Regions from separate parts of the Homo sapiens genome. Here region 2 is linked to region 1. A link is a loop called in an ENCODE intact Hi-C map of the cell type or tissue named here. Cell type or tissue: CD4-positive, alpha-beta T cell. All regions are shown on one strand. Links, peaks and the distances in the headings refer to the core of each region. The heading gives the core; the rest is flanking DNA. Region 1 holds the start of YWHAB (tyrosine 3-monooxygenase/tryptophan 5-monooxygenase activation protein beta). Region 2 overlaps SYS1 (SYS1 golgi trafficking protein).

Evidence for each region. Hi-C counts contacts between places; a loop is a spot of excess contacts. Peaks named below come from ENCODE experiments on the same cell type or tissue, not always from the same donor. Only the 100,000 strongest peaks of a DNase experiment are listed, where the experiment ranks them.
Region 2: a loop joins it to region 1, with 5 times the contacts of the local background. A loop is called at or near these places in 4 of 110 quality-filtered maps.

What each region holds. Positions count from the first base shown.
Region 1 is chr20:44,885,385-44,892,683 of GRCh38, forward strand. YWHAB (tyrosine 3-monooxygenase/tryptophan 5-monooxygenase activation protein beta) reads left to right here and starts at 321. Exons shown (of 6, transcript NM_139323.4): 1 at 321-502. RefSeq lists silencers at 1-4, 65-614 and an enhancer at 51-667. In CD4-positive, alpha-beta T cell, for the core only: a CTCF peak has its summit at 3,298; a DNase peak (open chromatin) is centred at 3,347; H3K4me3 peaks cover 3,088 bases; H3K27ac peaks cover 2,750 bases.
Region 2 is chr20:45,364,024-45,371,322 of GRCh38, forward strand. It overlaps SYS1 (SYS1 golgi trafficking protein), which reads left to right. Exons shown (of 4, transcript NM_033542.4): 3 at 1,596-1,663; 4 at 2,852-5,186. The coding sequence ends at 3,092. It overlaps SYS1-DBNDD2 (SYS1-DBNDD2 readthrough (NMD candidate)), which reads left to right. Exons shown (of 6, transcript NR_003189.2): 3 at 1,596-1,663. Among named protein-coding and RNA genes, the nearest start is that of SYS1-DBNDD2, 4.5 kb to the left of the region's middle. RefSeq lists enhancers at 4,195-4,244, 4,905-4,964 and a silencer at 4,745-4,834. In CD4-positive, alpha-beta T cell, for the core only: no CTCF peak of the experiment used is centred there; a DNase peak (open chromatin) is centred at 4,348; H3K27ac peaks cover 460 bases.

The DNA.
Region 1 (7,299 bases), core at 995-5,994:
ATCCAGACCACACTCCTAGTCCTCCTTATTCCCACACAGCCCGTATCTTGACCACCCCCAGCTCCGCCCTCTCTCCTCCCACCTCCTTTTCCCGCTCCCCCGCCCCATTTCCTTCTTCTCCGCCCACCTCCTCCTGGGTCCCTCCCCCGGCCATCCGCCCTGCCCCGGCCCCTGCAACCCTGCCTTTCGCTCTTCTTCCTCCTCCCTTCCGTCTGCGCCCCTCCCGTGGGGCCGTGGCAACCCCGTGCCTCGCTTGCCCAATGAGAACACGGTTTGGGGCGGGGCGCGGCCAGGACCGGAGCGGAAGTGGCGATCGGAGCGGAAGTGGAGCTACCGCCACCGCCGCCGCCGATTCCGGAGCCGGGGTAGTCGCCGCCGCCGCCGCCGCTGCAGCCACTGCAGGCACCGCTGCCGCCGCCTGAGTAGTGGGCTTAGGAAGGAAGAGGTCATCTCGCTCGGAGCTTCGCTCGGAAGGGTCTTTGTTCCCTGCAGCCCTCCCACGGTGAGTGCGGCGCGGGGTCCGACCGGGGCCCCCGGGGGCCCAAACTCGAAGCCCCTCTCTGGCTGCTGCGACGACGGCGGCCCAGTGGGTGGGCCCCGTGGGGTAGCGGCGCGCTGCCTCTTTCGCTCCGCGCGGCCGCCGGCGGCGAGGCCAGACCTCGCAGCGGCCCCTCCCTGTTTCCGGGGCCGGGCCCTTTACCTCTTGGAGAGGCTCGGGCCGCCTGAGGTCCTGCCGGCCGGGCGGGGTGCAACTCCGTACTGTGCCGTAAGGGACAGCGGAGCCGGGGATCCCGGACCCTCCCTCACTATCTGCTTCGGGCCCCACGCGACCCCTCCCTGCGTCTTGGTCGGCAAGAACGTCCCCTTCAGCCCTGTCACCTCTGCTCCGTGCTTTCTGGTTTCCAGAAATTAAAATTTAATCAAACGCGGATGAGTTTTCTAGCCCCAGTCCCCGTGTTTGGCTCCTCCTGGATGAGTAAGGGGTTTAACCTTGGGAGACAGCAGTGGGGGAACCCCCTCCCATTTTGCAGTAAAACCATTTCATCATCCTTCACTGGTTATGGAGCCTGGCAGGACCCAAGATTCCCTAGGAAGGGAATTGGGTTTGAATCAAGAAAATCTGTTTGTTGGAGCCGGTTACTGAGTCAGGCCGGATCCCCAGGAAAAAATATCAGGGGGTGAGAATCGGAGTATTTTCTCACAGTATTTACCGTCATTTAATGCCAGATTCTTTTGTGTCTTTACCCCAAATTCCCCCATATTGTGTGTTAGCACGTTTTTCGGTCTGAAATTTGCCCGGTGGCTTCCTGGTCGGGGGGTGGGGAGCGGAGGGAAGAAGAGGTGGGAAGGTGAGTGCATCTTTGCCGCAAATGGAGAACTCCCATATAATGGGGTTTTCAGAGGTGGCAGCCTTGGTAAGCAATTTGCCAACCTTTCTGTAAAATACATGTTTCTTGTCGTTGCCTTCATTGCATTTCTCTTTGGTAAGGCTAGATAGCATCAGGTCCTGATTTTGCTTGCCCTGTGTGGGAGATGGAATTTGGCAAGATGATGCTATGAACATAAAATCAGCCTCGGGAACCAAAAGAGAAAGGTGAAGCACTTATAAGAATATGAAAATTGTCTGCATTTCTCATTCTGTCAGTTCATGTGAAGCCAGACACAGATGCAGTTTGTAGACCTGGACACTGCAGCTTTTGCATTTTCATTTGGAAATGTGTATAAGTATTTGTTCTTGGTGAATTTCTTCTTGACTGCTTCCAGTGTACCCTATTTCTTACTTAGGGATATCTCATTTGTTTGAGCCCTCATTTTTCTTGGATCCCTGTCCTTGGCAACACACGGTGTGTGAGTGTAAAACCTGTCAATCTTATTGGACCTAAGTTAGAAATTTAAGTGTGGCTTTCAAAATGGAAGGCTAATAATCCTGTAGCAACTGCAGAATTATTTTCCTGGCCTGTCCTTCCAATGAGATAAGAAACCATTCACCTATCTTGCAGATGAAGTCTTTATGAGAAATGAGGTGATTTGGCCTAGACTATACACCTAGTTTTTTTCAAACTGAATATCCTCATTCATCAGTAGCAAATATTTATGGATTGCCAGCCCCTGGAGTATGACGCCTACCCTGTAATCTTTTGTACATTTCACATCTTGCAGTGCTTGTTATATTGAAGCCATTTTAGAATTGGAGCGCTATAGATCAGGGAGGCAGCCTCTATAAAACCAGGCTGAGCAAATTCCCATGATGCTGGTTCTCTAGGCAGAGTCTCCAGAGATTTGGGCCGCTACAAAAAGTGCATTTTGCCCATTCGGCTGTGGATAGAGAAGCAGGAAGAGCACTGGACTTGGAGTCAGGTAAATTTGGTTGAAATCTTGCCTGCAATATTTTCTAGCTTTCTGAATCTTCAGCATGTTAATCTCTGGTTCTTGGTTTTCTTATTTCCAGGGTTATCATTAAGCCTTTTTTATAAACTGTAAATTGTTAAATATAAGCTTTTGGTTTGTTTTTTAATCAGAGTTCACTATTAATGGCTTTTTCTCTCCAGTTAACATCTGATGACACTAAACCCTGCTTTGTACACATGTTGCTTTCAAAAAATGGTATATTATTATAGGACTTTATTTTGCATATAGGCAAATCCAGTCTTTCTGAATCATTTTCTCGTCTATATAGCACAAATGGTAATGCAGCTTTTGATATATTTTTGTTGCGACAAGCTCAATAATGAAAATAAGCATCTGGGATATAGTTGGGGTTCAATAGATGTTATTGACCATCTGCATGAATATACACGTGTATAGATTAGACATAGCATATATGCTATTCATGGACATTTATATAGAATCCATCCATTTGTGATTTATTCACCAACTGATGAGGTGGTATCAGACAATTAGTCTATAATAATAGTTACCACTTACAGTACTTACTGTGTGCTAAGCTTTCTTTTAAGCACTTTAAGCATATTAGCTCAGTCTTCATAACAACCAATGAAAGGTAAGACTGTTAGCCCCATTTTACAGATGGGGAAACTAAGGCACTGAGAAGGATAATTTTCCCGAGGTCTCACACACAGCGCAAGGTAAGTGCCAGAACCAGGAATGAAACCAGGTGATCTGGTTCTGAGGAATGATATTATAGATTTCTGCATGTGGTAGAGACAGCACATGTATATGTTTTATGTGAACACCATTTAGTCCTTAATTTTTCTTTACACCAATCCTAATAAAGTAAACGTTTGAATGGGAATATTAGCTATTTTTGAAGATAGATACAGGACAATTTATTGTGGAGCATATACCCATTCTGGCCTGTAGGGATGATAATTGCTAGCATGCATCAGGAAGCAAGCTTGTGAACAATCCAGTTTTTCTAGTACTTGCTTCATACTAGGGAGAAAGTCATCAGTTACTTTGGCATAGAATTTTAGGTTCTTCATCTAATAGAATTTGATTGTGACCATTAATTTTTGTTTATCTTACGACTTCATCAGTAGATGTTCAGATTTTTCTCATTTTGTTGGCAGGGAGGAAATGAGGAAATATATCTACGTAAATAGAGAGAAACTTCTAAATTAAAACATCCTGTTGTGCTACCTGCTCTTTCGGTGTCAACAAACTGAGTTTTCCTTTAAATGCTGGTACCTTAGAGAATGAACTAAAATTTCCTTGTAGAGATACTTTTAAGTTCCTTGTTTCTACATTTTTCTAGGGAAAGATGACAATTCACTAGTTAAGGGGCAAGAAATTATGGTTACATAATAGCAACCTTTAAGCTTTAGAATCCTTTTGATCTCTATGTGAATATGATCTTAGCAGTCATCTGTATTGCATGATGGAGAAACTAACGGTTGGAGCTGGATTCTGAGGGAATTTTTCTAAGGGGAATACTTGAGGAAACAGACTAAAAGTGCTTTCTGTCTCATGATATGTGTGCTGAAGGCCAATCATCTTACTGCTTTCTCAACTAAAAGATTTTCTAATAGAGGTGTGGTTATATGTATCTGATACTTGTAATGAGATGTAAATGATCAGTGGCCTCAAGTCATTCCTAGCAGATTGTAGGTTAGTTAACTTTTTTTTTTTTTTTAAATTCTGGCCAGTTCTTTATTATGTAAGTTTTTCCCGTACTGGTTAGTTTATTTTATTGTTTTCCCTAAAAGAACCAACAGGAGGTTATTTCTGAATGGCCTTGACCAGGACAAGAAGATTGAAGGCTACAATAAAGTAGATATGAGTCCTGTCTATTATTATTATTTGCCCTCAGCTAAGAGCTTTCCTTTAAAATTTGTTTGACATTTTGGTAAGTCTTTGGCATGTTTTTATGCTGTTTTTAACTCCTTGATTTTGTTTTTATTTTTAAAGCTAGATAACATTAGCTTAATAGGCCAGTTTTAAAATTTCACTGTAACAACCTTGTATAGTTCTTTTAAAAGTTGACAATTCTCTCTTTTCCTTAAGTGAGCATTGGAGTTCATAATTGATCTTTAGGAGATAGGGTTACATAAAGGAAAGAGCATTAATTTTAAAATTAATGTTGGTTTAGATCCCAGATCTGCCATATATAGCTGTGTGACCCTGAATGAGTTAACTCTTTGCATTTATAAAACGGGACAATGTCACCTGCCTCATAGGATACTTAGGATCAAATGCGTTTCTAGGAATCCCTGAGTGCTTTGCAGGCCATAAATGATGGATGGATATTTTTGTTATTTACTAAACGAGTTAGCTGGTTTGGGTTTCTGTATAGTGAACTTTTTGTATAGCGAACTGATTGGACTTCTGAATGGAGGAGATGGACAGAAAGTAATCCAAAGGCTTGTTGAAAGTCAGTTTGAATCTATAAATACAATGATTGGTAGCTGAAAAATATTAGTCAAAATGTATAGTGTTGCTCCTGATGAGAGCTGGCTGGCTTTTTTCAAAAAGTAGTCTAAGACAATAAAAACAGTCTGTATTTTATAGGTCAGATGTGTGCTACCTTCCTCTGTCCACGTAGGAAATAATTGCTTTTTCACTTTTTAAGAATGCATCAGTTGATCAAGCAGTCACTCAGTGTGCTAGGCCTTGTACTCCACATTGGGTGTCCAAAGATACAAGTCTGGATTCCTACTTTTTTTTTTTTTTTTTTTTTTTTTTGTGAGATGGAGTCTCACTCTGTCACCCAGGCTGGAGTGCAGTGGCACGATCTTGGCTCACTGCAACCTCTGAAGCCCGGGTTCAAGCAATTCTCCTGCCTCAGCCTCCTGAGTAGCTGGGATTACAGGCGCCTGCCACTGCGCCCAGCTAATTTTTGTATTTTTAGTAGAGACAGGGTTTCGCCATCTTGGCCAGGCTGGTCTTGAACTCCTGACCTTGCGATCCACCTGCCTCGGCCTCCCAAAGTGCTGGGATTACAGGCGTGAGCCACCACGCCTGGCTGGATTCCTACTTTAAGCTCACAATCCGGTGTGGGAGCCAGCAGAGACACTTGCATTGCAGTAAACTGTGATAAGGGCCATTTTAGAAATAAGCATAGGGAAATTGTTATGTGCCTTTCTTTTAAAAGTCTTTAAAGAAAGCAGAGTACGTGTAAAATAAATGAGGTACATAGTAAGTTTCCCTTCACTGGCTGACCATTGGTTTTTTAAGTTTTGTGTGGAATGTACTGTGGTTGCCATTTATTTGAGTGCTTACTGTTTTATATCATAAACAGGTTTACTCCTTACAGGAACCCTAGTAAGTAGATTTGCCTATGTTTTTTTTTTTCTTCACAGAGTCTTGCTCTGTCGCCTAGGCTGGAGTGCAGTGGCGTGATCTCAGCTCACTGCAGCCTCTGCCTTCAGGCTGCCTCAGCCTCCCAATTAGCTGGGATTACAGGCGCCTGCCACTATACCCGGCTAATTTTTTTATATATTTAGTAGAGACGGGGTTTCACCATGTTGGCCAGGCTGGTCTTGAACTCCTGACCTCAAGTGATCACCCTCCTCGGCCTCCCAGAGTGCTGGGATTACAGGCGTGAGCCACCACGCCCAGCCCAGATTTGCCTGTATTATGGATGAGAAAACAAATTCACAGAGGTCACATAGCCTGTGGACTTGGTGTGCGGTACTGGTAAATCAGACTGATAGGCTTCATTATGTCAGTGGGCCCCAAACTGTAGAAATTATTCATAAGGTCAACCAATTGGGCTGTCTTTATGGATCAGAATTAACATAGTGTCTTTTGGATTGATTACTTAAGCCAAGAAGTCAATTTATTGTCATATCTACCATTAAGTCACATGTGTAACCTTGCGCCTGTCACTTAACACCCTCAGTAAGTTTAATCATGGCTAATTGGACATAATTAGCAATGATATGCAACAGCTGATGTGAAAGAGGGAAGGGATTTTGAAATAATAGAAATGCAGTTTCTCTCCAAATTCAGTGTTCACTGGACTTAGTGCTAATGACTTTGTATTACAGATATGCTGTGTTTTGTTTCCTAACAAAGAACCTGCAAATGTTTGAATGGAATTAAATTTATTACAGGACTCTAAATTTTATATGTAGAATGGCACACAGACAGTTTTATAGTGGGTGTTTTTTAGTGAGTAGTTTTCTCTGAGAGCCAGGAGTGTTTAACTTTTTCTGGGTAACACCCACTAACCACCTGGTCCCACTGACTTTCTCAGTCCCTTCTGCAGTAGCTTGGCATCTGATTTTTCTTCAGCAGAGAGACTCCAGAACTAAAACTTCTGCTGTACAGTGCTGTGGATGCTCTATCTGGAATGGTACATCTGTGAATGCTGTTCAGAATATGTGATCAGTTCCTTACCCCATTGAAACATTCGAGCCTAGATTTTTCAGATTTTCTTGTCAGTTTTCTTCCTTATTCTCATTTCTTTATCTGCTTTGGCCTTTGATTTTTATCTCATCTAGAAAAACATACATGCACTTTATTAATAACATCTCTTTTTAAGTCACGACCTAGCTACCTTTAAACCTATTTCCTCTAGTTCTGTCTGGTTGGCTTTCTAAGGAGAGGCATTGTAACCCTTAAACGTGTGCTGTTTTTTTTTTTAATTGATGTGTAATAGATATACATGTGCTCTTTTCTTGTGTTTCTACCACTAGAGTTTAAGCTCTCTGAGGGGAGGACTACACTGCTTTCTTTTAAATTCCTCTCAATGAATAATCCAAAGAGTTCTTAGAAATTTGGTAGTTTTTCATTTTGTTAGTTATTTCAACACACATTGGATTATATGTGTTACATTTTTGTGAGGTAGCTTAAGAATAAAAAATAAGAATGGCTTATGAGCCTTTACTCTAACCA
Region 2 (7,299 bases), core at 1,403-6,402, 480 kb after region 1:
TAAAAGAGCATTCGTGCGGGTACAGTGGAAACTGCCTGGACTTTGGGGTCAGACAGGCGTCCGTTTAAGATCCACTTACTAGCTGTGTGACCTGGGGCAAATGTCACCTCTGTGAACTTGTTTTCCTGTCTTCAAAACCATGAGACTAGTTGCAGAGAGGTCGTGGACTGCAATATAAAGAGCATGTGCTTTGGGTTCAGAAAAGCAAGGGTTCAGTCTAGGCCTAAACATATAAAACTAGCTGTGGGACCTTGGGCAAGTTGCTTCCCCTTTCTGAGCCTTTTCTGAAAAGTGGGCCGGATGCTCCTACCATGTTGCCCTCAACAAAATGTTACAAGGCCCAGAGGGGTTTAGGAATAAGAAGGTACTTTGTAAAGTGTAAAGGAGGCCTATAAGTTGTTACATCTAAGAGGCAGCTGTGGCGTGGTGATGAGCACAGTTCTTTTTTTTTTTTTTTTTTTTTTTTGAGACGGAGTCTCCCTCTGTCGCCCAGGCTGGAGTGCAGTGGCAGGATCTCGGCTCACTGCAAGCTCCGCCTCCCGGGTTCACGCCATTCTCCTGCCTCAGCCTCCCAAGTAGCTGGGACTACAGGCGCCCGCCACTACGCCCGGCTAATTTTTTGTATTTTTAGTAGAGACGGGGTTTCACCGTTTTAGCCGGGATGGTCTCGATCTCCTGACCTCGTGATCCGCCTGCCTCGGCCTCCCAAAGTGCTGGGATTACAGGCGTGAGCCACCGCGCCCGGCCGAGCACAGTTCTTAAAGCCAGGAGACCTGGGATGGAGTCCTTGCTCCTGCTGCTTGTTCTCTGTGTTAGCCCTTGGGCAAGTTATTATCCAAAAAGTGATAAGAATTAAAAGAAGAAGAATGGCTTTGTGAGGTTTTTTTAGGGATAATATGAGATTATGTATGTCAAAGACCTTTCTTTGTCAGCTGAAAGTGTGGTGCAGATGTTTGGCATTTGATAGTATTGTGTTGGATAGTGGAGGTTGCACACCCACCATATGCCTAGTTGTAGTCTCGTAGGAGACTCTATGCTCCTGGGAAGAGCTGTGGGAATGCCAGGCTTTGTTGAAGAGCCATATGATGCACACAACCTGAGTTCTAGCCTAGGGATCAGCAAACCTTTCCTTTAAGGGTGAAGTAGTAAGGATTTTAGGTCACAATTATTCAGCTCTGCCATTGTAGCACAGAAGGCTGCTATAGACAAATATATAAGTGAATAGGTGTGGCTGTGTTTCAATAAAACCTTATGTACAGGAGCAGATGCCAGGCCTATGGAGCCATAGTCAGCTGAACGCTGTTCTAGACTTTACTCTTGTTGTTTATTACTTTGGGCAACTTAACTTGTCTGAGTTTTTACGTCCTCCTTTGTAAAATGAGAATAATCCCTTTCCACCTGCTGTGAGAAACAAATGAAATCCCATAATGGATGTCTATGAAAGCACCTATTGGAAATAGGCTGCCGTACAGATGTAGGGAGGTATTATCTTCTGTGCTCTGGGAAGAATGCTTGTTCCTTAGGAGGCTTGCTGAGATCCTGGGGCTCTGCCAAGTCACTTCTCCAGTATATTTCCATTTGTGATTCCCCCTCAGATCCTGGGCTTTTCCACCCCTCCAGGCCGGCTCTCCATGATGTCCTTCATCCTCAACGCCCTCACCTGGTGAGTATCACCAGTTTTGCTATCCAGCTTTTGGGCTCTTAGTGCTGGGACTAACTTCCTAAGTTTGAACATGAGACAGGCTGGCACTTGTTTCTGGGGAGTGGTGGAGTAAAGTGGGTGACAGAGGCCAGTTCTGGGACCAGCTGTATAATGGGCCTCCTTCCATTGCTGTTTTGACTTACCTGGAAAGCTCTTATGTCACTATGTTTGTGCTGCCTGCAAGACAACTTCCATCTCAGATAACTTCCCTGATGTGGAGTGAGCTGAGAAAGGATTCGACCGAGAGGCAGGAGAACTGGGTTCTGTTCTTGGTTTGTGTGCCATTGGCCAAGTTACTTGCCATGGGCCTCAGGCTCCTCTTTTGTCCATGAGGGTTTGGACTCAGTGATGTCTAAGGTCACACGTAATCATTGCCTGTCTCTTAAGAGGCAGTTTAGCATAGTGGTCAAGGTGTCAGGCTCTGGAGGCAGACTCATTTGGCATTGAACCTCAGCTTTACTACTAGTCTAGTGACTTTGGACAAGTTAATCTACCACAGTTGCCTCATCAGTAAAATGGGGCTAGTAATATTACCTACCTCATAGTTGTAAGGATTAAATAAGTTAATTCACAAGAAGGACTTAGAACAGTGCCTTGCATGTTATTATTATTCTTGTCCTTACACCGGAGGTTGAAAACTGGTGGGCTGACTTTGACCTAAATTTGTCTTCCAGATAGGTTCTATTTGGCTTACATAGATGTCAGCCCACACATGGTGTTTAAAACATTTTTTTCACTTAGTTGAAAATCAGGCTATTTTATATAAAAATCCAGATTTCTGGCTTCTCTTGAATAATGGAATGACTGACTGATTCCAGGCCAACCTTCTAGCATGATAAGATTTGCCTAGATGCAAGTAGCTACTGCCCCCCTTTAGCTAGAACATGTATGCTTCAGGGTGTCATGATCCCCACCAATTCCTAGGATCCCCTAGTGACAATTGCCATCGATCATCAAGCTCATACTCAGTCAGCTTCACTCTTGACATTACCCGCCAGGTTCTTCTAGGCGTCTGGTATCATAACCCTTGCTTCACACTTATCTCGTCACTTCTGACCACTATGCTGCCGTCCTAATTGTCCCTACCCTCCCAAATAACCTAAGGCCAGGACAACCCAGTGACAACTCACTGCTGTCCTCTCCCCACAGTGCCCTGGGCTTGCTGTACTTCATCCGGCGAGGAAAGCAGTGTCTGGATTTCACTGTCACTGTCCATTTCTTTCACCTCCTGGGCTGCTGGTTCTACAGCTCCCGTTTCCCCTCGGCGCTGACCTGGTGGCTGGTCCAAGCCGTGTGCATTGCACTCATGGCTGTCATCGGGGAGTACCTGTGCATGCGGACGGAGCTCAAGGAGATACCCCTCAACTCAGCCCCTAAATCCAATGTCTAGAATCAGGCCCTTTGGACATCCTGCTGACACTTGGGCCCCTTAACACCTTGGGCTGCTCAGACCCTCCAGATGAGGTCCAGCCCAGATCTGAGAGGAACCCTGGAAATGTGAAGTCTCTGTTGGTTTGGGAGAGATAGTGAGGGCCTGTCAAAGAAGGCAGGTAGCAGTCAGCATGACAGCTGCAAGAATGACCTCTGTCTGTTGAAGCCTTGGTATCTGAGAGGTCAGGAAGGGGACCTCTTTGAGGGTAATAACAGAATTGGAACCATGCCACTCTTGAGCCACAATACCTGTCACCAGCCTGTTGTTTTAAGAGAGAAAAAAAATCAAGGATATCTGATTGGAGCAAACCACTTCTTTAGTCATCTGTCTTACCCCCCTGGGACAGCTGTTACCTTTGCAGTGTTGCCGAATCACAGCAGTTACCTTTGCAGTGTTGCCGAATCACAGCAGTTCTGTTGGAGAAACGCTTGGTTTCCGGATCCAGAGCCACAGAAAGAAATGTAGGTGTGAAGTATTAGGCTGCTGTCAGGGAGAGGATGGCAGATGGAGGCATCAAGCACAAGGAAAATGCACAACCTGTGCCCTGTTATACACACGTTCATGTGCACCCAAGAACCTATGACTTTCTTCCAGTTCCTTCTACCAGGTCCCCATCCTGCTGCCAGCTCTCAACATAGCAGGCCATAGGACCCAGAGAAGAATCCCAGCGTTGCTCAAAGTCTAACCATCATAAAGACACTGCCTGTCTTCTAGGAATGACCAGGCACCCAGCTCCCACTGGACTCCAATTTTTTTTCCTGCCTTATTTAGAATTCTTTGGCGGGAAGGGTATGATGGGTTCCCAGAGACAAGAAGCCCAACCTTCTGGCCTGGGCTGTGCTGATAGTGCTGAGGGAGATAGGAATTTGCTGCTAAGATTTTTCTTTGGGGTGGAGTTTCCTCTGTGAGGGGCTTGCAGCTATCCTTCCTGTGTATACAAATACAGTATTTTCCATGGTTCTGCCTGCACTTACTTTGTAATGCCACGGTTGAGATTGAGAGAGATCAGCGCAGCCAGGCAAGGGAACTTTAAAGAATTATTAGGCCACCTTCTCCCTTTCCTGGACCCCAGAGTCATTCCTCCATTTGGTTAAAATACTCAGTGCAGGGAACTCTTACATCCTGTCTCCTTCACTTGCAGCGTCCCCTGCTATGCCTCAGGTGAACCACATAATTCTTGGGTTTCCGTTCCTACTTGCTAGTGATTTCTGAACATGTTCAATGGAGCGGCACACAGTCTAGACCCACTTCCGCATTGAAACCTTCACTGTTCCTCTTTGGTTTCTTCAGAGCTTTCCCAAGAGAGCTGTCAGTTTTCAGCTGTCAGTAACACAAATGAGTTTATGGTAACACAAATGAGTTTTGCTATCTCTCTGAGAAGCTCATCTGACCTCCTGACTCTCAGCCCTACAGAGTAGGGAGTTGATGCTGACAGGATGAAGATTTAGGAATAAATATGCCTGGGAAGAGACTGGGAAGGTTCTAGGGTGAGGCACCTCAGTAACTCATGGTACCTTGGCCAAGTTGGAAGGAAGCAGTTTGTTAATGAGGCACAGTAATCCTGGCTGCAGGGTCTAGGAGGTAAGACCAGCTGGGATGACCTTCCCTGGGTTAATCAATTTCCCTCTAGACAACACAAACTGCAGGCATGTGACTAACTTTGAAAGAACACCCATCATGTGGCTGCTGTCACCCTTGACCAGCCGTGGTGGTGGTTACTCCATCTGTGGTTGGAGCGCCTCTTTGGGATTCACTTCAAGGTCTTGTGCCTATTTTTCTGCATATCTTCTGTGATGACAAATCTCTGTCCCCTGAGTGTTAATTTGATTTTTAGAAATGGCCAAAAGTCACGTGATCCAAACTTTTTTTCAGTAATATGGAGACTGAGCTGCATGGTAGTTGGGGATCAAAAATATGTGACCTTAATGAGATTTTTATGATTTCTAAAGTAACAATAAAAGCAGTTTTTAGAGTTGAGTTCCAGAGAGGGCAGGGCAATGGCAGTGACATGTTTGTCATTTTAATAATAAATAACATCTATTGAGTGCTTAAGAGGTGTCCAGCAGTGTGGGCTGAGTGCTTTATGTCTCTTTTCAAAATCTTCACAAGAACCCTCTGAAGTAAGAAGTAACGTCATCTGTATCTTACAGATGAGGGAGCTGTAAGGAACTTACCCAAGGTGACTTTTTAGGAGCTGGCAGAGCCAGGATTTGGGCTCTAATAGTGATATTAATAAGCTCATTTTGAAGAGGTCAGTAGTTAGGGATGTATAAGTTCTGACTGGCTAAACAGTCTGGTTAAATAGTTTATCACCTTATAATCATATCTTCTTGTCCTGTCAATTTTTTTAAATACCGAGGATGAATAGTACTTTATAAACATTACTAGCTTTCTAAGAAAAGCTGATATGCAGTACATTAAATATAGCCAGAGATTTCCTTTTTTTTTTTTTTTTTTTTTTTTGAGGCAGGGTCTTACTCTGTCACCCAGGCTGGAGTGCACTGGTGTGATCTTGGCTCATCATAGCCTCAACCTCCCAGGCTCAATGATCCTCCTGCCGCAGCCCCCCAAGTAGCTGGGACTATAGGCACATGCCACCACGCCCAGCTAATTTTTGTATTTTTATTTTTATTTTTATTTTTTTAGAGACAGGGCTTTGCCACTTTGCCCAGGCTGGTCTCGAACTCCTGGGCTCAAGAGATCCACCTGCCTCGGCCTCCCAAAGTGCTGGGATTTTACAGGTGTGAGCCACCAAGCCCAACTGGCCTTTTTTTTTTTTGAAACAGAGTTTCACTCCGACTTCATTACCCAGGCTGGAATGCAGTGGCCCAATCTCAGCTTACTGCAACCTCTGCTTCCTGGGTTCAAGCAATGCTCATACTTCAGCCTCCCAAGTAGCTGGAATTACAGGTTGGCACCATCATGCTTGGCTAATTTTTGTATTTTTCATAGAGACGGGGTTTCATCATGTTGGCCAGGCTGGTCTCGAACTCTTGGCCTCTCAAGTGATCCACCCGCCTCAGCCTCCCAAAGTGCTGGGATTACAGGCATGAGCCACTGTGCCCAGCATTGGCCAGAGATTTTCAGATGATCTTAGGAATGTGGGAAATCTATTTCCAAAGGATAAAGGAAGGTACCTAGATAAGAGAGTACTAGCCCACTACTGAGTTGGCATATCTCTTAACTCTCCAGGTGTCTGAAGTTGACCTCCCTTTTTCCCACCCACCACCTGAACTCTGGCCATTCAGAGAGAAAAGTGGAGACTCCTACATAGCTGATGGTCAGAATAGTTTATAACCCTTAAAGGAGGACAGGAAAGGAAAAAGGGATGTCTGGCTCAGAGGGTACTTCTAACCCCTCGCTCTAGGCAGCCCTGTCCATATCAGTGCCAAATGAGAGCCACGATGGCAGCCAGCAGACATCAGGGGGTACAATGGGAAGCTCCAGGACTCCCAGCATCCTGGAGGGTACACAGCTCAAACAGTCTCCCCTGGACAGGAATCCCCTTGGACTCCTTCCTCAGCAACTCCCAGGTCAGAGTAGCTTCCTTCTGCCAGCCCCAGAAGGCAGTCAGTGCACAGGTATGCAACACCTCCTTGTACCGGCAGCCCAGGGACCACGGAGTCTCAGAGGTAGGGCCCTGGGGACCTAGGGCAGAGGAGTAGGGATGGAATCAAGGTACAAGAGAACTCCTCTGTGGAGAGATTAAAAACCACTGTCTTAAGGTTTTCTGTTGTAAAGTAATAAAGGGTGGTAGAAATAGCATTGAGGCAGGAGGGAGTAGAGGGAGCTGAGGGTTTTAATCCCTGCCCTGCCGCTACCTGGGCAAGTCACAGTCATAGGTCCAATTCTGGAAGGCTTTAGAGAGCTGCAGTGGAGTGCAAAGTCCTGGAGTCCCATTACTAGCTGTGAGATCTTGGGTAAGCTATGTTACCTCCCTTACCTAGATTTCCTCATATGTAAAATGAGGGTAATAATGGTACTTATTTCCCTGGGTTTTGTTTTGTCTTGTTTTGTTTTGTTTTCTGGTAGGTCAACACTTACTTCTTTAAAATGGAAAAAGTGTTCCCTCCCTGGTTTTATTGTGAAGATGCAATAAGATGTCACGTGTAAAGCGCCTAGCCCAGCCCCTGGCACGTAGGAAGTGATCCATAATTCTAGACAA